Regions from separate parts of the Homo sapiens genome. Here all the other regions are linked to region 2. A link is a loop called in an ENCODE intact Hi-C map of the cell type or tissue named here. Cell type or tissue: heart left ventricle. All regions are shown on one strand.

Region 1 (8,000 bases), 160 kb before region 2:
TGAAACTGGCATCTCTCAGCTAAGTAACAAAGTCTGACCCAGTGCCCATATGACCAACTCAAGGCCATCTCCATTTGGTTTCCTTAGCCCTTTATTTAAAGAAAAATCTTGCTAAAATTCTCTTTGATATCTTTCAGATTTTGCTGAGAGAAAAAGGTAGCCTCTGGGAGGGAGTGGAAAATGGGTGTGTGAATTGAGTCTAAGTCTAAACAGAGCAGAACTAAATGTTTACAGAGTGGGTCCCATGCCCCTTGTTCTGTACTAGCATTGTTAGCTGCCTCGGTGGGAAACAGGGGAGTGAGGGGAAGAGGGTACTTCATAGGGTAGTTTCACAGAATGACTAGAGCCAAGGGGTACAGACTGGAGTGAAAACTCCAAGAAAACTTCATGGAATGAGTTCATGTCCGTGAGTGCAGAAGAAGGAGGCAAAATTGGAGCATTTCTATTACTGGAAACTAAAATGCCACCTAACAGAACTGATACAATTTTTCCATCTGAAACCATCAGGTTGATTAATTCTGAACATATTTACTGAACATGTACTCTGCCACAGTCATTTCATCACTAAAAATCACCATGATCATCATGATAATCACTGTCTTCCTCTTCTTCCTTCTTTCCCTCTTCCCCCTCCTCTTTCTCTTCCTTCTCCCCTTCCTCCTCCTTCTTTCTCTCCTCTCTCTTTATCCATATCACAACTATCTTCAACAAAATATCATTATCGTGGGTTTGCTTTGTGTCAGGCACCAGGCCAAGGTTAATGTCTATGGCATTCCTAGGATGTGAAAAGCTGTATCCCCACTTCACTGATCAGGAGGTAGGAAAAGAGAGAAGTGAAATAGCTTTGTAAAGGTGAAAGAGTCAGAATTCGGAGAGGTAGGATTTCACCTTAAGACTTTTAAATCCAAAGCCCATGTTCTTAACCCTATTGCTGCACTTGAAGTTGCTCCTAGTCTAGGGAGGAAGGGGAAAAAATGTAAAAAAACAATTAGAGTGTAATAAACACTGCAATGGAGCAGGGACAGGAGCTCTAGGAGCACAGGGAGTGGCCACCCCTCACTGCATCCCTGATGGAAAGTTTCCTTGGGGACTTGCAGCTGGGTTGAGTCAAGTAAAACAAATATTTTTCAGACAATAAACATGGGTAAGAGCATTCTGGAAAGAGAGTGACATGTGTGCAAAAGCATGGAGGCATTCATTCCTTCAGCAAATATTCACAGTGTCTTCTCTGCTCTGGTCACTATGTTAGGAAACCCAAGAGGGAATAAAGGAAGAGCAAATCTAGTGAAGTGGATGAACTAGAAGAGGTAAGACTGGATGTAGAGAAAAAAAAATTCAGAGGGAGAGAGAAGAGGAAAATAGCTGTTAATAATATACTTGTATTATGTTTTACAATTTACAGTGCATTTTCACATGTCTAGAAGAATACCTTGTACATAGTTGGCACTGAACTAGTAATTGAACGAATGATCTCTGTAGACCTTTAAAGTTACCCATTTGCCTAGAAGTTCTGTGAGAGCAGAGAACATTTGTTCACCACTGTCACCACTGAAGTCTGCAGTGGGGCCACTGAGTTGCACAACTCCAATAGGTGCTGTTCACATGGTGGCCAATGTGAATGGTCTCTGTGATCACAATGTGAATAGTGATGTAGAACTATTGTATGCTATATTTATATCTATATATGTGTATGTGTGTGTGTAACAACATAATAGATGCACAACTTGGTAGCTTGGGTTCACATCTAATATAGAGGATTAATATTTATTGATTAAGCTAATGAATGAAGAAGGCAGGCAGGAAGTCTAGACAAAGATTACCATCATTCGGCTTTCTCTCCATGCAAGGATCATTAGTGAAATCTCTGCTGTAAACCAGCATATCCATTTCACAGATGGGGATGAGATATAACGTGACCTTAGAATACAGATCTACTCAGTGCTCTCCTAGTTAATGCTTTTCTATTACAGCATACAGTACACAGTTTCTCTTTAAAGCTAGCAGTGCATGGTTTCCTCCAAAGGGCCAAGGATGCTTCTTTCCTAAGAAACCAGCTAGGCTGCAGAATGTGTTGCTGGCCCCTCACAGCTGGCAACCTCCCAAGGTGAAGGAAATTGGGAGCTGGTGCCAGGAGTCTTTGTCAGGTATTGGTGTGTAACTAATTGCTGCTGTAAACCTTTCTCACAAGAAGGTCTGGCTTTGTAAGTTCTTGGAGTAAAGAAGATCCTGAGGTTTACTGAGTGGATTAGAAGAATACATATTTAGAAAGCAGAAAGGCTGTCAAGCATCAATTTTGGCTGAAAACATTTTGTCCCAGATAAAGGGTCTTTCAAACACCCTTTAGTTGCATTTCTTGACTGCTTGCAGCCAAGAATTGAGGCTGTAGGAGTATACTAGAAAGAGCTAGGGGATCAAGGTCAGTGGGTCTAGTTCTGCTATTTACTAGCTCTTTGGTCTTAGTCAAGTAAGTTGACTTGAACCCTCCAGCTTTAATTTCTTCATCTGTAAAATGGAGTTCATCACTTCTCTAATGCTGTATAGTGGCAGAGTAAACAAAATAATGTATGAAAAGGGCCTAACCCAGTGTGGTATAGTAAAACAATCTTGAGTATTGGAATCTGACCTCATTGTTAAATCCAAACTTACCTCTTGACAACAATGCAAACTTTGACAACACCAGTAATAATAATGATGGCAATAATAATCATAAGTAGCTCACATTTCTAGAAAATATACTATTTACCAAGTACTGTGATTCACACTTAACTTGGATTGTCTGAATTAATTGGCAATACAGTAAATACTATTATTGTTGCCATTTTATTGATGGGAATGAAAGTTAAAATCATCTAGCTGAAAATGAAAGGGCAGGGATCCAAACACAGATATCTGATTCCAAAGTCCAGAGCATAGTTTTCAATCCCTAAGCCAAACTTACTTTCTCTCCAAGCCTCAGTTTCTTTATCTATAAAACGGGAATTCCAACGCTTACCAATCTTGCTGGGTTGTTAGAAGAATCTGAGGTTCTATCTCTGAAGTGGAGATGCACTGCATCTACTGCAGTGGTGCAAGCTCAGTAATTAGTGGGGTGTGGTAATGGGTGACATAGAAGTAGCAGAGGCAATAATGATGAGCATGATGATAATGATTGGCACTCCAGATCTTAAAAATGACTTCCATTGCTAGTATTGGAAAAATAGGGTCCTGAATAGACAGAAAACCAGACAGGGGCTCCTTTATCTTCTTTAAAAAGCAAAAACATCTAACACCTGTAAAACCTGCCCCAGATGCATTTAGAATGGTGTCTCTGATTTCTTTTACTGTTTCTTCATGCAGCTGGGACTCTAATATAGAAAACAAATCTAAGAAATTAAAATGGCCACATCGGCTGAGGAGTTTACATCATAGCTGTGGAGTAAAAGCAATAAAGTGGCTCACAGAGGTTATTCAACCCTTCTTTTTTCAGTTTTCATTAAATTGCACTTTAAATAAAACTGTCATAAACCTAAAAGACACTGAGTGACTGTTCTGTCTGCAGCAGGAGAGGGCAGCAGGGAGAGCAGGAAACCCTTTCAAATAAGGACGCTCTGTGGTCGGTTTTTCCAGCTCCCTGGCAGGCAGTTTCTAGTGAAGCCTCCTGTTCTAGGCCCAAGTTGCAATGCTGAGTGAGTGTGGGGCATGTAATCAGGGATGGGCTGTAATTGGGTTGTTGGAGGACTTGGCATGTTTGCAGAGATCATAAATTCTGACTTCAGGCCGTGATCCCCAGGCTGCCAACTAAGTTAAACTTGAGCCTTTTGCTGAAAGCTATATTTTGAACTTGGCACCTGAGGGTATATATGGCCCAATTTTTCCTCTGAAACCCTTACCCTCACCACAAAATGCAGTTAAATGTTGCTTAAGTTTTAGTATCGAAGCAATATCAACCCATAGCATTTTTTGGTTTTGGCTGATTTCCTAAAAGACATCATAAACCCCATTTGTTTGCAATGAATAGTTATCTCCCTTTGTTTTTCACTTTGCTTTGGGGGTTCTCTATAGGCCTGTGCCTTGAGTGAGGGGATTTGAAGGTTGCAAAATATCATTTTGATATTCATGATCTCCCAGTATATTCTGTGAAGGAATTTTGAACCATAAATATGTAAATTTGTGTTGTTAAGTTTGTTTCTAGTGGCCTGTGAGACCTTTCAAGGGGCCACCCTAGCCCTATTTCTCCTTCTCATCTCACATTTCAGCCACACTCCCCACTCCAGAAACCCACACATGCCAGACTCTCTCAGGTTCAGGTCTTTGAAATGCCATCTCCTCTACCATTACTTTCAATGGCAAAAACCACAATTACTTTGCACCAACCTAATATAATCTCATTCCCCCTTTTGACAGCCAAGTTCCTATTTGTTCTTTATGTCTGTCTCACTTTCTCTGGAAAGTTCTCTCTGTCCCCAGTCTGGTTAGGTGTTCCCTGTCCTGCCTCTGGTGCTGCTCCATCACAGCAGGGACCTCAAGGTGTTGTCATCGTCTGTTTATGTGTCCATCTTTTCCATGAGACTGTGAACCCCAGGACAGCAAGGCCTGTGTCTGCCTCATGCATTTATGTTACCTGTAATAGGAATACAACAAATAATTGTTGGATGAGTCTGGAAAAGATGAGAGGAAACACTGTTATTAAGGAAAAGGCATGTCGTATAGCATAGAGTTGATTTTAAAACACCACAGATGTATTAGTCCATTTTCATGCTGCTGATAAAGACATGCTGATAAAGACTGGGTAATTTATACAGCAAAAGGGGTTTAATGGACTTACAGTTCCATATGGCTGGGGAGGCCTCACAATCATGGCAGAAGGCAAGGAGGAGCAAGTCACATCTTACATGGATGGCAGCAGGCAAAGAGAGAGAGAATTTATGCAGGGGAGCACACCTTTATAAAACCATCAGATCTCTTGAGACTTATTCACTATCATGAGAGCAGCACAGGAAAGATTTGCCCCCGTGATTCAATTACCTCCCACTGGGTACCTCCCACAACATGTGGGAATTCAAGATGAGATTTTGGTGAGGACACAGCCAAACCATATCAACAGGCTTTGGTGTCAGGGCTGGGTTCAGATCTTGGCTTAGCACCCATTTGCTATGTGTCCTGGTAAGCTTCAGAAAGCTCTGATCCTGACTTTTGTCATCTTCAGGGGGCACAGCTCAGAAGCCAGTTGTAAGGATTATGGTAATTGAGACAACATACACGACAACATACACAAGCTGCTATGTGCAGTGCCTGGAAATGCATTAACATAATAAGCACCTTTCATTTTCTTTTATCAAGAATTACTCCCAATTTTTCCCCAGTTACCCTACCCACAAATATACAACAAATGCTTTCTAATCTTCTCAGTTTAATTCAAAAGGACACGTATCGTCCATCTACTCTCTGTGTGCCTAGACACAGTGACAGAAGCACAAGTGAAAAGAAAATCTGATCTACATGTGCGAGTGGGGTGTGGTAAAGCAGACACGTATGTAAATCACTTTAATCAACAAAATTAGATAAGTGGAAAGACAGAGGGAAGCAGAAGGTACTAAAATGGAGCAAGTACAGACAGTTGGCCCAACCTAAGAACTGGAAAAAGCTGCTCGGAGGGATTGGTAACTCAGCTAAAAAATCTCAAAAGATGAATACATTTAGCCAGGCAAAGAAAAGCAGGAAGGGCATTCCGGGCAGGGGCAACAGCAGATGCACAGAGGCAAGTTCAGTTTTACTGCAGGGGTGAGTTAGAGGCAGGAAGTGGTGGGAAATGAAGCTGGAGCTGTAGACAGGAAAAGATCAGAGAAGACCTTATGTGTTTGGCTAAGGAATGTATGATTTACCAATAAGGTAACAAGGAGCCATTGAAAGATTTTAAGCAGAGGAGTGGCGTGATTGAACCTGCACTTTATTTATTTATTTATGTATTTATTTATTTATTTATTGAGATGGAGTCTCACTCTGTCACTCAGGTTGAAGTGTAGTGGTGCCATCTCGGCTCACTGCAACCTCTGCCTCCTGGGTTCAAGCCATCCTCCCCACTCAGCCTCCCGAGTAGCTGGGACTACATGCATGTACCGTCATGCCCAGCTAATTTTTGTTTTGTATTTTTAGTAGAGATGAGGTTTCACCATGTTGGCCAGGCTGGTCTTGAACTCCTGACCTCCAGTGATCTGCTCACCTCAACTTCCCAATGTGCTGGGATTACAGGCATGAGCCACTGCATCTGACCTGAACCTGCGCTTTAGATGCATCATTGGCATGAAATTAATTTGTAGTTCTCAAAGAAAGCCTTTTAAAAGATCATCCCCTCAGGAGGTTATTACTCCAGAAATATATTCACTCATTTCATTTGCTGTTAGTTTGGTAAATACTTATTGAGTATTACTAGGAGCAAATTTTCATGCTTGAAACTGTAGGCTCCACAAAGGTGAGCATGTATTTCTACCTGACCTCAAGGAGTTCATGGAATATAGGGCAGATGAAGCATCTACTTGAATAATTGTAGTAGGATATGGAAAGTGGCAAAGGGCATAAGACCAAAAGAGATTTGCAGATGAAGTGCTGTAAGACATGTTTTCAAATCCGTTCCTTGGACCAGGTGCTGAGCTGGCCTCACAGTAAGCACTCAAGGTTATTTATAAAATATGGACTCCTCGGAGCTTCTATTTCAGTGGGGCAGGCTCAGGAGTCCCCAGGATATTCCCATGCACAGCCAGGATTAAGAACAATTGCCAGAAGAGGTCTGAGGAGAAAGAGGTTAAGCTTTGAAGGGGCCATTGATGGTGGAAGCATGTAAGCTGTGCCTAGAAGAATGAGTAAAATTTGGACAGTAGATTTCGTGCTATGACATTCTGGACATGCCAGATGGCAGGTGAAGCATGGGCTGTGATGGGATGCAGGAAAACAAGGCCCACACTAGAGGGAGCCCAGGAGTTCTACGTGACTGCAACATAAAGCTGTGTGGTGGCGGTTTGGGACCAGATCAAGGAGGTGAAGGAATTAGCACTTTAACTGATAGATACTTGTGAAACACTATATTATTTTTTTAAATGGAGTGACATTTTAGACTGGAATTGTATTTTAGAGCCATCAGATCCCTGCAACATTTTTGTGTGAGGCTGGGTTACCAGTTAGAAAATGATTGCAAAAATCTAAGTAGCAGAAGACAACATGCTGAACCAGGGAATAACTATCAGTCCAGCTACCATTGATTATGCCTGGAGCTGAATAATTGTTTTGCTTTTTCTTCTTCCTTCTTAAGAAAATGTGAGGAAGTGGTTAGGGAAAAGTTCATGATCTCGTTACCCACAATTCCAAAATCCAATAAGCTCTGAAACCCACTAATTTTTCATAACATTTTTGGTTTCAAAAGCCTGCCTGAACCAACATGAGACAATTTATGGTCTTTATTTATCTTGCATTATATGAACATTAATATGTTTTACTATAGAAATGGTAACATGTTTGATCACAGCATGCTGTCTCAGACCACACTAGGATTTACGTATACAGAATTTGTAATATATTACCTTTCTAAAACTGGAAAAAATTTGAATTCCAAAGTATACTTGGTCAGAGGATTTTGTAAGGATTGTAGACCTAAATTGGTGCTGAAACTAAATCTCAGAGAATCCAAGCAATGTTTCAAAGAAAGAGGAAGACATGAAGACTGGGGTCTTGTGCAGGGAAAGAAATGGATGGAAGAGATTTTATAGAGAGGCTGCTAACACACAAATTTTCATGTTGATGCTAGGAAGATGATTGTGTTGATGTTAATGTACTATTGGAATTCTTAGATGAAAGTTCTAATGGCTCTGTAATTGGTGATGGATGGACAGAAAGGCCTTCATGACAAGGAGTGTAGGCACATGCAGACAAGAAAGTGCAAGGTGATATGATCTGAAATCCACCGAAGGGTTCCCTACACCAAAATATTTCCTCCTCTCTTATTGCCTTGAAAAGGCAATTGAGATTCTTCA
Region 2 (8,000 bases):
ATTGGACCTCATGAAAATTCAAAACTTTTATACTTCAAAAGACACAAGAAAATGAAAAGACACAACAGACTGGAAGAAAATATTTGCAAAATATATCCATTAAAGGATCTGTATCCACAATTTACAAAGAATCCTCACAACTCAACTTATAAGATGACAAGTAACCCAATTAGAAAATAAGCAAGAGATATAAACAGACATTCCATCAATGAAAATACATAAATGACTAGTAATTACGTGAGACAATGTTCAACATCATTAGTCCTTAGGGAAACGCAAAATTAATGCCTCAATGAGATACTATTTCGCACCCACTAGAATGGCTATAATAAATCAGGCAGACAATAACAAATGTTGGCAAAGATACTCAGAAAAGGGAACTTTCATACATCTTTGATGGGAATGTTATAAAATGGTGTGACCATTTTGGGAAAGTGTTGCAGTTTCTCAAAAAGTAAAACATAAAACTACGATATGACCCAGCAATTCTACTTCTAGTTATTTACCCAAGGTGTATGAAAACATATGTCCACACAAAGACTTACATGTGAATATTCGTAGTGCCATTATTTATAATAGCCCAAAACTTGAAACCATGACCATCAACTGGTTTTGTATAGACAAAATGTGGCATATCCACACAATGGAATATTATTCAACTATAAAAAGGAACAAATTAATGGCACATGCTATGTCATGCATGAATCTCAAAAGCATTGTTAAAGAAGCTCGACACAAAAGATGACATATTGAACGATCACGTTTATGAAGAAGAGCCTAGAAAAAGCAAATTTATACAGGCAGAAAACAGATTAGTGATTTCCTGGGACTGAGGGTAGAAATGAGATTAACTGTGAATGGGTATAAAGAATCTTACTGTGGTGTCCTCAAATGTCCTAAAACCTATCTATAATGATGGTTGCAACATTTGGCAAAATTAGTAAAAATCACTGAATTGTACACTTAGAATGGATGAATTTCATATATAAAATATACCTAAATAAGTTGTTTTCTTTTCTTTTCTTTTTTTTTTTTTGAGATGGAGTCTTGCTCTGCCGCCCAAGCTGGAGTGCAGTGATGCAATCTTGGCTCACTGCAACCTCTGCCTCTCGGGTCCAAGTGATTCTCCTGCCTCAGACTCCTCAGTAGCTGGGATTACAGGCGCCTACCACCACGCCTGGCTAATTTTTGTATTTTTAGTAGACATGGGGTTTCGCCATGTTGGCCAGGCTGGTCTCAAACTCCTGACCTCAATTGAACCGCCCGCCTCAGCCTCCCAAAGTGCTGGGATTACAGGTGTGAGCCACAGTGCCCAACCATAAAGCTGTTTTCTAACAAAAAAAAAAAACATGACTTTTTGTTTCGCTTGTCCCTTGAAGAATTATATGAGTAACAATTGTACTAATCCTAATCTTGGATAGGAAACCATGGTATCACTTTTGAGAGGATCTAACACAGTGTTAGGAAAACTCCTTCAACTGGTTGTTCATTGGACAGAGGTTCTCCAGGAAAAGAATTTCTCATAAATCAAAGTTCTTTCTGTTTATATTTTAAGAAGCCAGTGCCTGGAAACAATTCAAAAGTACATACAAGAGATTTAAGTTGTCTTTGGCAATGGACTGATTGATCTGATGAGTATTCTACTCTACATTCAGATTACAGTATATGAACTTAAAAAGACAAGCAAAAACTTTTAACACAATATGAAAGGACATAGGGTTAAGTTATATAACTTTGTGTGTACATGTCCAAATGTCAAAGGCGCTGTTTGCTTGAGCAACTGTATAATGTTGTAACACAATAGTCCTTAATAATAATACTAAATGACAAGTAACATTACAGGCATTAATCCAATCCCTGGATTGTCCTGTATTCATCTTAAATACATTCTAACTATCCACTCTACTTATAAGGTCTTTCAAAAATAACCCAGGACTTTATAACCCTCACAGGACAGCAAAGAATTTTACAAACTTTTTAGGTCTTTGCAAAAATACCACCTTGTCTGACCACCTTATTGAAAACTGCCAACCTCACAAGACTCTCTATCTTCCCTTCCCTGATTCGTTTTTCTCAATAAAATTAAACATACCTTTTACATATATATTCTGATTACTGTCTGCCTTCTCCTACTAGAAAGCTAAACAAAAAGATCTGTTTTTTCCTTGCTGTATCCTCATTGCCTAGAACAGTGCCTACCACGTTGCAGGTGCTCAGCGTTTTTTGAACACATGAATGAGTATTAAATATGTGCAAGAAAACAGGAGCTGATTCTTACCAAAGGAATGAAAAATGAGTCTCTTCTACTCATTCAACAGCCTTGACTTGGGGTTAAAATATGAATTTTACAAGGAAATAGAGACCTCAGAATAAAATTTCCAGACTGCCTACCCAGCATTTCTTCAGCAAAGAGAAAAAATAAAGGTCAATATTTCACTTATAATTCTGGATTTGCAACAAAGTATTTTTAATAAACAACTGTCTCTATTCTGGAGAGAAGGCAGGTTAATTAAATCACATGTGACTAATTAACAAAAAAGAAAACAAATGAAAGTTCCATACTTAACTATTCTTACTAGTTACTTAACTCGAATAAAGTATAACATTTCAAAAGCAGCCTGTTTTTCTACATTCAAAAGGGGATCCTATCTCCATGAAGACAGACCTTAGCAGAATATGCCTTAGCAGTCCTGACCTCCTCAGCCTCAAATCCTCCAAACACCAAGGAAACTTTTTCTCTCCCTTACCCTAGAAGTCTTCCCATAGCCATTTTACAAACACAAACACCTTCAGACCTCTCTGTTTTAATTAACCTCTGACCCAATCCAGCTGCATTCCAGCGTTAAACAACACCCCAGGAAGAAAGACTCACAACCTCTGGCCCCTGGAGCATCCCCCAAACAGTCACCCCCAACAACCGAGAGTCCTGGAACGTGAAGGAATCTGGGGATGGCAGGGACCTCCCAGCAAGACCAGAATTGGAGGACATCTTAGACTTCACTCTGGTACTGACCATTTCTGTGTGACCTTGGGCTTGTTACTACATCTCTAGGGGTCCTAGTTTTCTCACCTTTAGGGTGAGGACAACATGTTGACCAAGTCACTGTGAGGATTCAATGAGATTCCATGTAAAGCACCTAACAGGGCACCCGGCACGAAACGGCGCCTCAGTCCTCAGTAGCGTGGATGATCCCCGCCCTAAGCCTACAGGCTCAGAGCTGGAAGGCGCCTCGCAGAACGAGTCCAGTTCTCCCGATTTTGCAGAGGAGGACACTGAGGTCCAGAGAACACAGAAGTGCCTTGCTCCGACCTCCAGAAAGGCAGATGGGCGCGGAACCTGGAACCCAGGACGCCCATCCTCAGCTCACACCCCCGCCCTCTTCCCTGGACCCTGTGGGGCCCGGGCGCCGGTGCCAGGCGAGGCGGTGCGCGCCACCCTCCCGGGGCCCCAGCTCCGCGCGACCCGGGACCGCTCCACCTGCCGCCGAGCCCCGCGCCCGCCGGAGGCCCGGGGCTCCCGCCTCTCCCCTCGGCCTCCCGCAAGTCAGGCAGCCCCGCACAGCGGTCCGGAGCGCGTACTCAACTCTTCACTTTGCCGAAGGTGCCGACGCCCAGCGTGTCGCCCAGCACGTAGTGTCCGATCTTCACCCGCCCGTCGTGCTTCTGCTTCTCAGCCATCTTCGGCGCGCGCGGCCTCGCTCCACCGCCTGCCGCTCCGCGTAGCCGCCGCCGCCGCCGCCTACCCACAGTGCAGCGGGCCCTGCGGGCGAGGGGGCGGACCCCGAGCCGCGAGGGGCGCGGGGCGGGCGCGGGGTCCCGGGAGAGGGCGCTGGGCGCTTCGGGCCCAGGTGGGAAGCAACGGGCGAGCGGCGGGCGGGGCGGGGCCGAGGGAGGGAGCGCGAGGCGCCCGCTCCCGGGAGTGAGAGGCTCCTGCGGCGGAACCCGAAGCAGCGACAGCGGGGGCCGGGGACGCGGGGCGCTGGGCGGGAGTGCGGGAGGGGCTGCGCCAGATGCGCGGGGTCCGAGTGAGGGGCGGAGGCGACAGGTGCTGCGAGGGGGGTAGGCGAGGGTGCCGAGGGAGGCAGGAGGCCCTTTCTGAGGAAAACCGAAGGGGGTGAAAATAGGGGGTGAGACTGGGGCCCGATCCTAGGGAATGGAAAGACTTGGAAGTCAAACTGGAAGAAGAGACGGGCCTCGCATGTCGGGAGCGAGGGGCTGTAAAAGGGAAGAATCGGGAGGGGAGACTGCGGGAAGGGCCCTGGCCAAAGGGGCAGTGGCAGGAGAGCCTCTAGGAAGCTCCTCAAGTCTCGTCTGAGGCTTTTGGATACAGGTCGCGGCACAGGGAGAATGCACGCAGCTCTGTGCTCTCTTGAATTGTCCTCCTCTACTTATTCTGTAATTCCCAATTATTTTGTCCTATAGATGGAAGAGACCCTCTCCGCCAGAGCTCTCAATTTTAACTAATTTGCCCACAGTTTTCCAAAAAATCTCAGTCACGGTATTTGCTCGAGTGTTTTTTAGCACATGCTTATATAAATATGTAGTTTTACCACGCGCTTATATAAACATATAGTACCGAAATGTGATACAGCTGTACAAGAAGGAAATGGGAAAGACGTGGAAAGGGAAACAATGTTCTGCCCACAGAAAGTAAAATACGTAAGCGACAGAGGAATTGTGAAGGGCGAGGCCAGTATAAGGTCACATATTAAAGGAAGAATAAATGTGATATAGAAGTGAAAAGAGTGGTAAGAGGAAATTAGAAGCATGATGCCTAGGCAGCGTGTTCAAAGACTGACCTCCCCACCCTCCCCCACAAAAAAAAAGAAAAAAGACTGGCAAAGAATTAGGTAATAAAGCGATTATCTCTGCCTCTCTTCCTTCTCTCCCGCCCTTCCTTCCCTCCTTCCTTCCTTCCTTTAATGTTGTCTCATTCTTTAATGTTGTTCTGTCTTTCAGTGATTAAAGTTTATTTGCTTCTCACCACACACACAAAAAGATTCGTATACAATATGTTTGTTAATTAGCTTGACTTATAGCCATTCCACAATCAATATATTTCAAAACATATACATACTAAATATATACAATTTTTATTTGCCAATGAAATAAAAAATTTTAAAACAGTAAAAAAAAATTCTGTTTGGGGATAAGTAATTAAGGATTAGTCAAACATTTATAGCACTGCATGCCAGTAGAGTTTCAAGGTCACATTCCTCAAACATGAAGTCTCTTGAACACTGTTTATATGTAAATTGAAATGTATTGATCAAAAAGAATAGGACACAACAAAACTTTGTTTTCTGATAAGTACTAAATATAGAAATTTCAAACATTCATTCTCATCCAAACATCAAGACAATCTGATGAGAGATGATCACAGCTTATAAATTATAGATATCACAGCTGTTAAACAGAGGCTATTTTTGTTCATTCTTCAGATCATCTTTCTTGCTGACAAGTATCATCTAGGAATCACTCTACCTCGCTGGCAATTTTGAGAAAATAGCCAGTTATTTTTGTGCTGAACTTTCATCTGGTTAAGGGTCATTCCTTCAGTAGTCAAGTGAGTAAGAAAAGACCTATTCTGCTTTTGAGGTATGAGATGTATATGTCTTCTGCTCTAATATCCCGTTAAAAGATGTTGAAAAGTCTTCACTTGAAGTTAGATGATTGCTTTCTTGAAGCTACATAAAGACTAACTGTAAATTGAGATTTCAAAGCATTTCGTACTGTCTTAACTATTTGTTGATAAATACTGTAAGTTAAATTATTATATACTTCATAACTATGATTCTTACATAGCTACTGTGGACTACCTTATAGTTTTGTTACTATGTGAAACATCTATGATACTTTGTTGATTAAGAAGTTCATTTAAACACAATTATTTAATTGTCATAAAAGAAAGATTATTATTCCCATTTTATAGATGATAAAACTTAGTTTTTCCCTTTCTGATTTGCCCAGGGCTAAAAAGTGGCAGAGTCAGAACTCATATCCAGTTCTGACTTGTCCTTCAGTCTGCCTACTATACCGCAGCTGCCTATGCCAAAAGAAAGTATGGTGCTCTAAGAAAGTTAAAAATTGTCACAGTTGTGGTTCCATTTTCATATTTTTATTATTTCTTGGGCAGTCCAATAATATATCCTATAAATTTGTAAGTATTTAAACTACTTTTTGTTGTTTTTCTGACTTTTATTTAGAGGAAAGGTTGAATGGTAAGTGGGTAAGAAGGACAACTCTTGGTGGCAGTACTCAGCCCTCTGTTGTCCTGGACACTTCAAGATAAGGTTCCATATTTGCCTCTTCCTATTCAGCAGTAGAAAACTCGACAGTTAATCAGAGTAGATCTCCTTAAGGGTCATGCCTCTTGGAGGTCTCACCCCTAAAGATGACCTGGTAAATGCAATGTTCCCATTTTATTATCTTCCAATGAAGGTTTCACGCCGCTATTGTTTAGTACCAATCTCTAAGACCAGTGCCCCAGGGAGGTGTTCAGTTCTTAGCGCTGGTCCAACTATTGCTGCTTTACCCTCCTGCTTCTGAAACTTTGGGGTTGTTTTACCTTCAAATATTCTAAAATAAGTCCTGAGTAGGACATTAATGCAAGACCACTAAACTAATATACTGTACTAGACACCATTGGTATTATCAGTAACCAATTATTTCAAGTCTTTGCTCACAGTCACCTTCTTGGTGAACCCTACCCTGGCCACCCTATTTAAGTTGCAGTTTCTTTTTTTTTTTTTTTTTTGTAATTTTTTTTAAATTTTTTTTTTTTTTTTTTTTTTTTTTTAGAAGCAGGGTCTCGCCATGTTACCCAGGCTGGTCTCAAACTCCTGGACTCAAGTGATTGTCCTGCCTCAGCCTCTCAAAGTACTGAGATTATGGGCGTGAGCCACCGCACCAGGCCTAAATTGCAGTTTTATCTCACTCATGCTCTCTGCCCTGCACTCTCATCCCCTGACCCTCCTCAACTTTTTTACATAGCACTAGCCATGTAACATACTATTTAATTTATGTGCTTATTATATTTTTGTCTGTTTCTCCCAATTAGAATCTAAACTTCACAAAAGAAGAGAGGCCTTTTTTCTCTATTTTGTTCACTGATGTATCCTTAGCTCCCGGGACAATGCCTGACAAAATATAGATATCCAAGCAGATTCAGAATGTGGCACCTGAAGTTTATTCAGTGTGGGGGAATCTCTTTAAGGGAAAAAAAAAATGCAAAATTGGGTATGAAAGTGAGAATTTGAAGTGAAAAACAACTCTCTACAAATTTATAAAAGCTGACAAATGCCACAAACATCCCCAAATCCAGACAAATAACAATATTTTTATAAATTAATTATCTAACATACCTCTATAATACCTGTTTTCTACATTTTCTGGCTGTATACTCTTTGATTACCTCTTTATATTTTGTAAATTTTTAAATAGAATAGAAAGATAATTCTGACATTAAGCATGATTCATTAAGTTTTTCATCACATGTTTCTTTTTAGGTTTTCCATTGTACATGTTTAATATAGCTAATATAGAATTTATCAATTCTATTATCATATACATTATACATACATATAGATAGATACATATATGTATTTATATTTACATATTATATATGCAAATGATATGTTCATACCCCACTTGCTGTTTCTGGGGCCTAGTGGAACCTGGTATATCATTCCAAAAATATTTGCTAAATTGAATTTTAGAAAGGGTTAGTTACTAAGCTAGAGAATCAAGTAACAACAATACAGGGAAGAGTGCAGTTTTATTTTATGTATACACATATTAAAGGCAAAGCATAATTTTACATCTCAGCACAGCAGTCATTAGTGAGGTTAGAGAGGCATGAGTTAGCACCTTTGAAGTCTATAGATTCATGATATAGGGCTTCTATGGCTGTCTCCAATTTAAAATAAAAAATTTGGACACTCAATGAATAATAAAGGATGTTTATGGTATTTTATAGGAAGTACAAGCTCAATAATTAC
Region 3 (8,000 bases), 65 kb before region 2:
ATGTTTACCAAGGTGACTTATAAAGTCAATCAACATGAAAGAAATAGGAAAATACATTTAGTGAACAACTTCTGATAGTGATAGGGAGAGGTTTGACCAAGGGAACTCAATCAGGCAGATGCAAACAACATGATCATTTGTAGGAGGCAGATCTAAGGAGAACTGAGAGGGATTAGAAAAAAAGAAAATATAGTTTAAACAAGTTTTTACTATTACTCTTCTTATAATTTAAGGGAGAAGGCACAATTTAGTGTTTTTTTTTTTTTTTTTTTTTAGAACAGTGGATCTCTCTTCCACTTTAGGAAAATGTTATCTGTCTAGAAAAATGGCCATTTTTGGTAGCAAAACTTAAATGTGTAACTGTGAAAAATGCACGTTTAAATTAGTAGAAAAAAAAATAACAATGCAATTCTCCTTGGCTAGAATGTTTTTGTTCCTCCTTGAAATTTTAAATCAACACAACGTAGCAACCCTCCCTGCCCACCTCAGAAAAGGTCACACTGTATGCACTGTATGAACCTTGTCAAAATTCTACGTATTATTCAAAAAAGTTTTCATGCCAGGATATTCTCCAAATTCTTTTTTCATTTTTTTTTCTGGAGAGTGCTCTATTCTAGGATTTAATTACACTTCAAACGTAATTGAAATTTACCTACCCTGCTTGTCCAAACAATCAAGAGCCACTTCCATAAAATCTAAACTACTTTAGATATAAACCATTTTTACCAAAAGTCACATCATAGTCACAACTGCAAACTGGCATTGCTATGCAAGGCTGGCAGTAAACATTAACATTAGCTTGCAAAATTAATACAGGCCTACAGTCTGATAACTCTTCTAGACCCAGCCTGATTCTTATCAGGCTATGGATGAAGAAGTTTAATTAAAACTCAATCCAGTCTAGACTGTGTGACCTGTTCTTTGTGCTATTACTGTTCAGTGGCATCAAATGCATCATAATTATAGGTGGAAAGGCTAGTAATGATGCCAGCAACTTGTTTAAATGAAGTTTTTATAATTTTTAAAGCTCAAACATAAGTACATTTCAAAGTTTTATAAGGTTTGGGAGAAACTCTATCAAGCTAATAATTCAGTGTTTGTAAATTAGAAATATATTCTATGAAAATAGTTATATCATGTAATATACATACAAAATGAAAAATCAATCTGCATATGAAATTTGGATAAGACTAATTCAGATAATAGTCAAAAACTATAACAATTTAGACAGGGACTGGGGCTAGTTTTCTTTTTCCTTTTTTTGTTTTTTTTTGAGACAGTCTTGTGCTGTCACCCAGGCTGGCATGCAGTGGCATGATCTTGGCTTATTGCAATCTCTGCCTCCCAGGTTCAAGAGATTCCCGTGCCTCAGCCTCCCGAGTAGCTGGGATTACAAGCAGCCTGTCACCACACCGGATAATTTTGGTATTTTTAGTAGAGACGAGGTTTCACCATGTTGGCCAGACTGGTCTCGAACTCCTGAACTCGGGTGATCCACCCACTTTGGCCTCCCAAAGTGCTGGGATTATAGGCATGAGCCACTACACCCAGCCTAGTTTTCCTTTTTCAAAAATGATTGTGCTATAAGAATCACATAAAATTATAAGAAGAATCATGTTTTAAAGTTTCTTCAGCATTTTTAAGCACCCTCAATAACTCAGAAATACTTATAAAAACCAATATGCTAATCATAAATACTTCAGATAATTACATCTCGTTAGTACAATCAACTGCTTAAAATAAACTAAGAACTATTTATTTAAGACTACTTTATGTCACTCTAAGACTTGAAAGCAATACATCTGTGTTTATTTTTACTACTCAACCACTCTGATGTTTTATTAATTCAGACTGTTCTTCCCCAGAGGAAAGGTGGTTTCCTATAAAGAGCAATTGATCACTGCTGGATACTTGTATGGTGTTAAAGCTTTATGAAGAGCTTTCTGGTCCTGCTTCCTCATCTGGAAATGGCAAAAATGCTTTCTCTGGTTACCTCTCAAAGTTATCGTAATAGTAAGTAAACAATATGAAGGGTCTCTAGATCGAAAAATCACTATAAAAAATATATGGAACACTTTCATCACTCCAAATTTGTAATGCTTTGCTTCATGCCAAATGGATGTGATGTTTCACCGTGTTTGGTTTTCTGGATGATTTTTGCCATTTGCATTCCTCCAGCAGCTGTATTTAGAAAAATATTCAAGTATATACCTCTGACATGCCTCACCAAATCAAAACAGAAACATTCACACTCATATAAAAACTCTAAATATATAAAAAGTGAACACTAACACAAATCATATGGAAAAGCAGAAAAGAACTTTAAAGCTCAAAGGTACCTTAGAAGTGTTAAAATCTACCTTTCTCATTTTAGGAGTTATAAAAATGAGGCCAAACATAGGATGTGACTTACCAACAGATTGCACATATCCCTCGTCCAGAGTTTTTAATAGAGTCTTTGAGAACTACTATTAAAATAAATTACATTCCCTATTTAAAAAGCCACAGGGTGACACAGGAGAACCAAGTAAATAAATGCAAGATTGAAAAGGTTTGGGTCTTAAAAACAAATAAACAAAAACAGACAAAATTGTGAACATGTCTAGCATTTAGACACTCAGCTTTTACAACCATTAATAGGATGTAAATTAGTACCCGGTGAATAGACAAAGTGGTGTCTGTGGCAGGCATGTTCCAGGTTTTTACATTTTATAAATCCAAAGTGAGGTGCCTACATTAACTCAGTACACTGCACATTATTCAATGCTACAGATAAATCCAAACAGATCAAAAATCTACAATAGTTGCTTATGATTTTTTCTAAACTATGTCTCATTTAACAGTAAAAATCAATTTGTATTCCCTGAGTACAAACTGTCTAGGGAATAAGAAAAAGCAAACTCAGAATTATAAAACTGTCCTGAAAAACCCATTTGCAGAAAATGGAGAATTGTTCATGCTACATATAGCCAATACCCTGACATAGAAATATAATTATTTCTGATTAATTTAGCCTTCTGGATTCTCTTTATAGATAGCTAGTATAAAGGAATGTAAACACTAGAGATTACAAAAGTGTCTCTTAACAGGTTAATCAAAACAAAAACCCAACTTGTAAATGGTTTGCCTACTTCCCTCCCTGCATATTCTATTTGAGAAGGTAGCTGTTCCTACACTGAAACATAAGGAATTAGATCTTCATATGGTATCCCAAAGAAAAGTATTTAGAAAATGTTCACTGACTACACATTTTAAAAGTAAGAATCAGTGACACTGATTCATTACCCACTGAGCCATAAGCATGAGTCATTAGTCTCTTAGACTTTTTTTTAACAAGTAATCTTGTTTCAGGTTTTTCAGTCACCCATGCATAAGAATAATGTTGCACTCAAATAATAATACAAGATGATTAAGAAAACCAAGGTGTCATGAAACAAGTTGCAGACACAGAAAATTCTATTTAATCCAGCATTCACTCACGATGAACATGTCTGCAAGTTAAAACAAAGTAATTCTAATTTTCAATCAGATTCTCCCAACAACCAGTAAGAGAAATGGAAGTGTTAATTATTAACTACCCTAATTATGGCATTCTGGGACAGTATTTTCCTAAAAAATGTATTTCCCAAATTTGCTTTTCATGGGCTATTAAGTTTTTTAAAATGAAAAATTAATTTGGGCAAAGTTCAACAAAGTTATGTGGCTTTCTTTTTTTCACAGAAAGACCTGTCAAAGTCTTTAATGCTGACATCCACTGTCATCTTCGAGGGGAAGAGTAGCATGCAACATTTTTCAAACTTAGTCCATGCAATCATTTTTTCTGTGGAGCATCTCACAGGATATACTTTGGGAAATGCAGTTCTAGAACTACATGGAGTCCATTTCCATGATATAACTAAGGCCTTATCTATAACCTCATAATAGAAGCTCTTCTCCCGTGTCTTCACTGGAGGAAATTATTCTTAGCCCACATCTACCTATCACATTCAGAGTTTACAACACTGAAATGTGGAAATTTGGGGCTAACAACTGATTCTTTCCCTCTATCTGCCCATGAGCAACAAAAAGCCTGCTGTAACAATGTTCCAGCTCTAATTGTGCTGGACTGCATCTCCTGAAATCTTCTAAAAACCAACCACCTAGATTCACAAAATAGCTGTTTTAAAAACATACACATAAAAGAACCCAAACTGTGACCATTAGTTCTCCTAAAATTCAGTAGGTAAATATCAAGCTACAGCTGTTCATAAATACTGGCAAGAATTAGAAAACAGTAAATAATTAACTCTCAAAAAACATGGCAATAATCCATATAAGGTAATTTTGATATGAACAATTTTTTAATATCTGACCTATTAGACTAATGGAGCTAAAACATCACTGGATTCCTTCTGTTTCTCTGCCTTCAAAATTTTTGTGGATTTTGTCATTGGGGTTAAGTAATCTGATTAGTTCCTTATTTCTAAGGTAATTCCATTCATAATCAGGCAAATATTATGAGGTGGCCCTGTTTTTTCCCAAAAGAGGTATGGACCCATTTAGAGAACCCAAAACTATGCCATATCTATAATGGACCAGGCTAACACAGCAGGACTGCTTATCACTATACAAATAATCATGTAAAAATTACCTTTTGGTGCCACAAGATGGCAGTCTTTCAATAATTAAACCTTAAACTATCTCAAATTGCAACCCGCCCTCCTTCCCAAATTGGTGAACTATTCATTTATCTTGATATTAAGAAGTTGGACTTATAAGTTATTTAACATCAGTTTTTAAAAGATCTGCAAAGCCATATGATGTGACACAACGCAAACTCCTGATTCAAAGAATATTTAAAGATAGACACACTTGTTTTCCACTAACACAGGAGAAACTTAGTCTAACATTCTCATTTGCTTCTTGGCAGAACATACATTACTTTTGGCAAAGAGAAGCCTGTCAAGGTAATGTCATTTTTTTGTTTTCAAGAGCTTAATTTTTTTAGGGTAATCCAGGTAAATAAGTGTTAATTACAACATAAAAATAACAAATGAATAAATACAAATTAGATAAATTACACAGAATTTAAAATTAAATACTTTTACTAAAACAAAATATAATCAATAAACTATTATCTACCCTGCTATAGTTTGTGTTTTTTTAATCTTAAAGAAAACCTGCACAAAGCAAAACAAACAAACAAAAAAACTGGTTTTTGCTTAAAAGCACTGGTGTGTGAATATATATATTTATTTATTTAAGATAAAAATTTTTTCTTGATGTTCAAAGCTTCCCTGCCCTATCAGGTTCAACAGTAAAGGTCATAGCCAGCCCTTAGGGCCAGAACAGTGTTTTCAAACTTGGACTAGAAAAGATTCAAAGCTATATCAATCAACCACTCAGGATCAAACAATGAACAAAGACAATAGTGACTAGGTGAGGTGAGGTGAAGGGAGTGGCTTCCAATGAAGAATTAGCATTATGAGCTGCACCAGGACCCTAACACCTAACACAGAAAATAAAGATCAAAGATAAGGATTCTCATTTAAGGGACTGTTGATACTTTGCTTTGTTTCATTTAACTATTTTATCACTGTTGGTGAAATGCAAAAATAAATAGAGGCAAAAAGAATTTGAGAAAGGTAGATTTTGAAGACATTTTTTAAATGACGTAAGTTTATGTAAAAGACAAAAGTTGTTGCAATTCCAGATGTTCCAATATTAATTTGAAACTTGAAGGCTCTTAAGATAAATATATTATTCAGGGAAATCTCAAGATAAAAATCCTGAGTTAGTTACAGCTGTTTTTAAGAAACCTGAAAATTGTGGTTACCTGTTACATGACCACAGTCCTTCTGTTGAATACACTAGGCAGTATTTGTACAAATACTGTTAGAAAAACTTGGCTTCTGAAATCTTGGAGGCAGGTTTTTAAGATTTCAACATTTAAATAATATCTTACTCGTGGTTCTTTTACTTTTTAATCTTCTTTTGTTAAAATAAATTGGGGGCATAAACACAGCATAAAGCCTACTGAAATTTAGGAAGTAAACTAGATTTACCTACACCAAACAGCAAAGCAAGGAGGTGTTGCCAAACCACCCTTACATTGAGATGGTTCGCCAGTGTGGTGTGTTAATCGTCTGTAGTGAACTCATTATTGTAATTAAAAATCTTCATTGATATTAACCTATTAAAGATATTGCCTATGTGAATTTATCATAGGCACAATAGAATTACAGATTTCTACAAGTAAATAAGATGTCAGATATTTTGTTTTCAGTAATTTCAATAGCATTGTGTGCCCCTGGAAATAATTCATGTTTCTCAATTAGTATTGCAGTGGATATTATCCAAAAGTAAGATAAAAATTTAAAGAATATAACTGATTTTCATAGTGCAATAACAGAAAGAAACTAGAGACAGATCAACGGGCTAAAGTAGTAATCAGACTGGCACACATTTCAAAAAAATCCATGGTGTGACTGCCCAGGCGAGGTGAAACTGAAGACAATGTGCTTCCGGTCAAAGAGCCAGTGAGAGAGCCAGAAAGTGAATGGCTCTCTGCAGTTGTGGAATCAAAACTTGATCTTGGTCTGTGTAAGCCAGCAGCAGAACAGGAACGCTGAGGTGTTGAGGAACCAGATCTCTGCTCCACTACTTCATCTGAAATGGACCAAAGAAGAGCAATTTATATGGAAAGTATATATGCCCAAGCCCTTCCTATGAATTTATGATATTCAGAATATTAAGTAAACACATCTGAGCAAGGGCAACTTAATAATGAATGTCATGTTTCTGTGTTGTAGAAACACAGTCTTCTTCCTTCCAACAATCATAACAAACATCGCTACCAATCACAAGACTTGCACACAGTCAAAATGTGGCCCCTAAGTCCTGCTCAAATTGGAGTAATCGGCATTGATATTGGAATCAAACTGATATCTCTGCATGTGAAGAAAGCATATCCTTGACAACTTATTTTCTTCTAGCATATCAACAAAAAAAATCACTAAGGTAAAAACAAAAGTCACCATCATATATTGCCTTGGGGAGGTGGAGGGCAAAGTGAGAGAAATCTTGTTAAAACTGCATTTTCTACGATTCCCAGGACCAATCTCCAGAAATTCTGATTTAATAGGTCTGGAGTGGTTCCCAGGGATCTGCGTTTTAATAACAACAACATGTAATTTCGATGAAACAGGTCTGGGATCCATATAAACACTACCATACATAGTTGATGGTAGTTCAAGAGTAAAATTTAAATGCTTCGTTTAAAACAACTTCCCTAACTCTAAACTCCGTTCCATTCTTGTTCCATCCAGCACCTGACCCTTAGTTTATTCTGGTTTTATCCCACTTGGGCCTCTGAAATGAATAATCAGATTTGGTTTACCCAAGTTTAATTCTTGGCACACACTAAGTTCTTGGACATGACAATTTTCCCTGACGCCTTTGGCTCCTTGATTGCCATGGGTACCTAAATCCAACCCAAATCCCAATGGAGACCTATTTGGTCGCCCTGGCCACCCAGGATGAGGAAAGGTGATGAAGGAGAAAGTTTAGACACTATAATACTAACTAATAAAATATGAATGGAGAAATATGACAAAGAATCTGACAAGTCAGTTAATTTTGAAAAGTAAAACCTGCTTCCCTGTTGTTCCTTACTTGTGCTCCACGGCCAACACTTCAAATGATTCTTTTACGCCACGGAGATACTTCTTGTGGAAAGATGCCAGGTAAGAGGTATTCAACATGTCTTTCATCCTTTTCACTTCACTTACATTTTGGTTAAGTCTAGATTGCTTAAAAACCAGTGCAGGACCTACCCACCGGATGTCTTCGAGATGATTTTAACATCTGGTCAACTAGTGCCAAGTTTTATCTTCTCAGAGCTCATGCATGCATAGCTTCCTTACCATCAATGCTTTTAAAGTCCAAAAGATAGCTCCTGTTATCAACCAGGTAAAGTTGTAAGCTCATTTTCACGTAATTGCCAGTCACTGGATTTTTTC

Evidence for each region. Hi-C counts contacts between places; a loop is a spot of excess contacts. Peaks named below come from ENCODE experiments on the same cell type or tissue, not always from the same donor. Only the 100,000 strongest peaks of a DNase experiment are listed, where the experiment ranks them.
Region 1: a loop joins it to region 2, with 6 times the contacts of the local background. A loop is called at or near these places in 10 of 110 quality-filtered maps.
Region 3: it touches region 2 in a loop (2.1-fold over the local background); 18 of 110 quality-filtered maps call a loop at or near these places.

Annotation. Positions count from the first base shown.
Region 1 is chr1:56,802,693-56,810,692 of GRCh38, reverse strand. The region is part of intron 1 of FYB2 (FYN binding protein 2); the gene reads left to right. Among named protein-coding and RNA genes, the nearest start is that of FYB2, 13 kb to the left of the region's middle. In heart left ventricle, CTCF peaks have their summits at 3,550 (motif pointing right) and 6,944 (motif pointing right); no DNase peak of the experiment used is centred here; H3K27ac peaks cover 2,280 bases.
Region 2 is chr1:56,641,066-56,649,065 of GRCh38, reverse strand. It overlaps PRKAA2 (protein kinase AMP-activated catalytic subunit alpha 2), which reads right to left and starts at 3,752. Exons shown (of 9, transcript NM_006252.4): 1 at 3,585-3,752. The coding sequence starts at 3,678. It overlaps LOC101929935 (a long non-coding RNA gene), which reads left to right and starts at 3,748. Exons shown (of 3, transcript NR_135111.1): 1 at 3,748-3,848; 2 at 5,442-5,566. In heart left ventricle, no CTCF peak of the experiment used is centred here; DNase peaks (open chromatin) are centred at 3,485 and 3,835; H3K4me3 peaks cover 3,461 bases; H3K27ac peaks cover 3,974 bases.
Region 3 is chr1:56,706,123-56,714,122 of GRCh38, reverse strand. It overlaps PRKAA2 (protein kinase AMP-activated catalytic subunit alpha 2), which reads right to left. Exons shown (of 9, transcript NM_006252.4): 8 at 7,905-8,000; 9 at 1-6,648. The coding sequence ends at 6,410. Among named protein-coding and RNA genes, the nearest start is that of PRKAA2, 65 kb to the right of the region's middle. In heart left ventricle, CTCF peaks have their summits at 4,448 and 4,648 (motif pointing right); no DNase peak of the experiment used is centred here.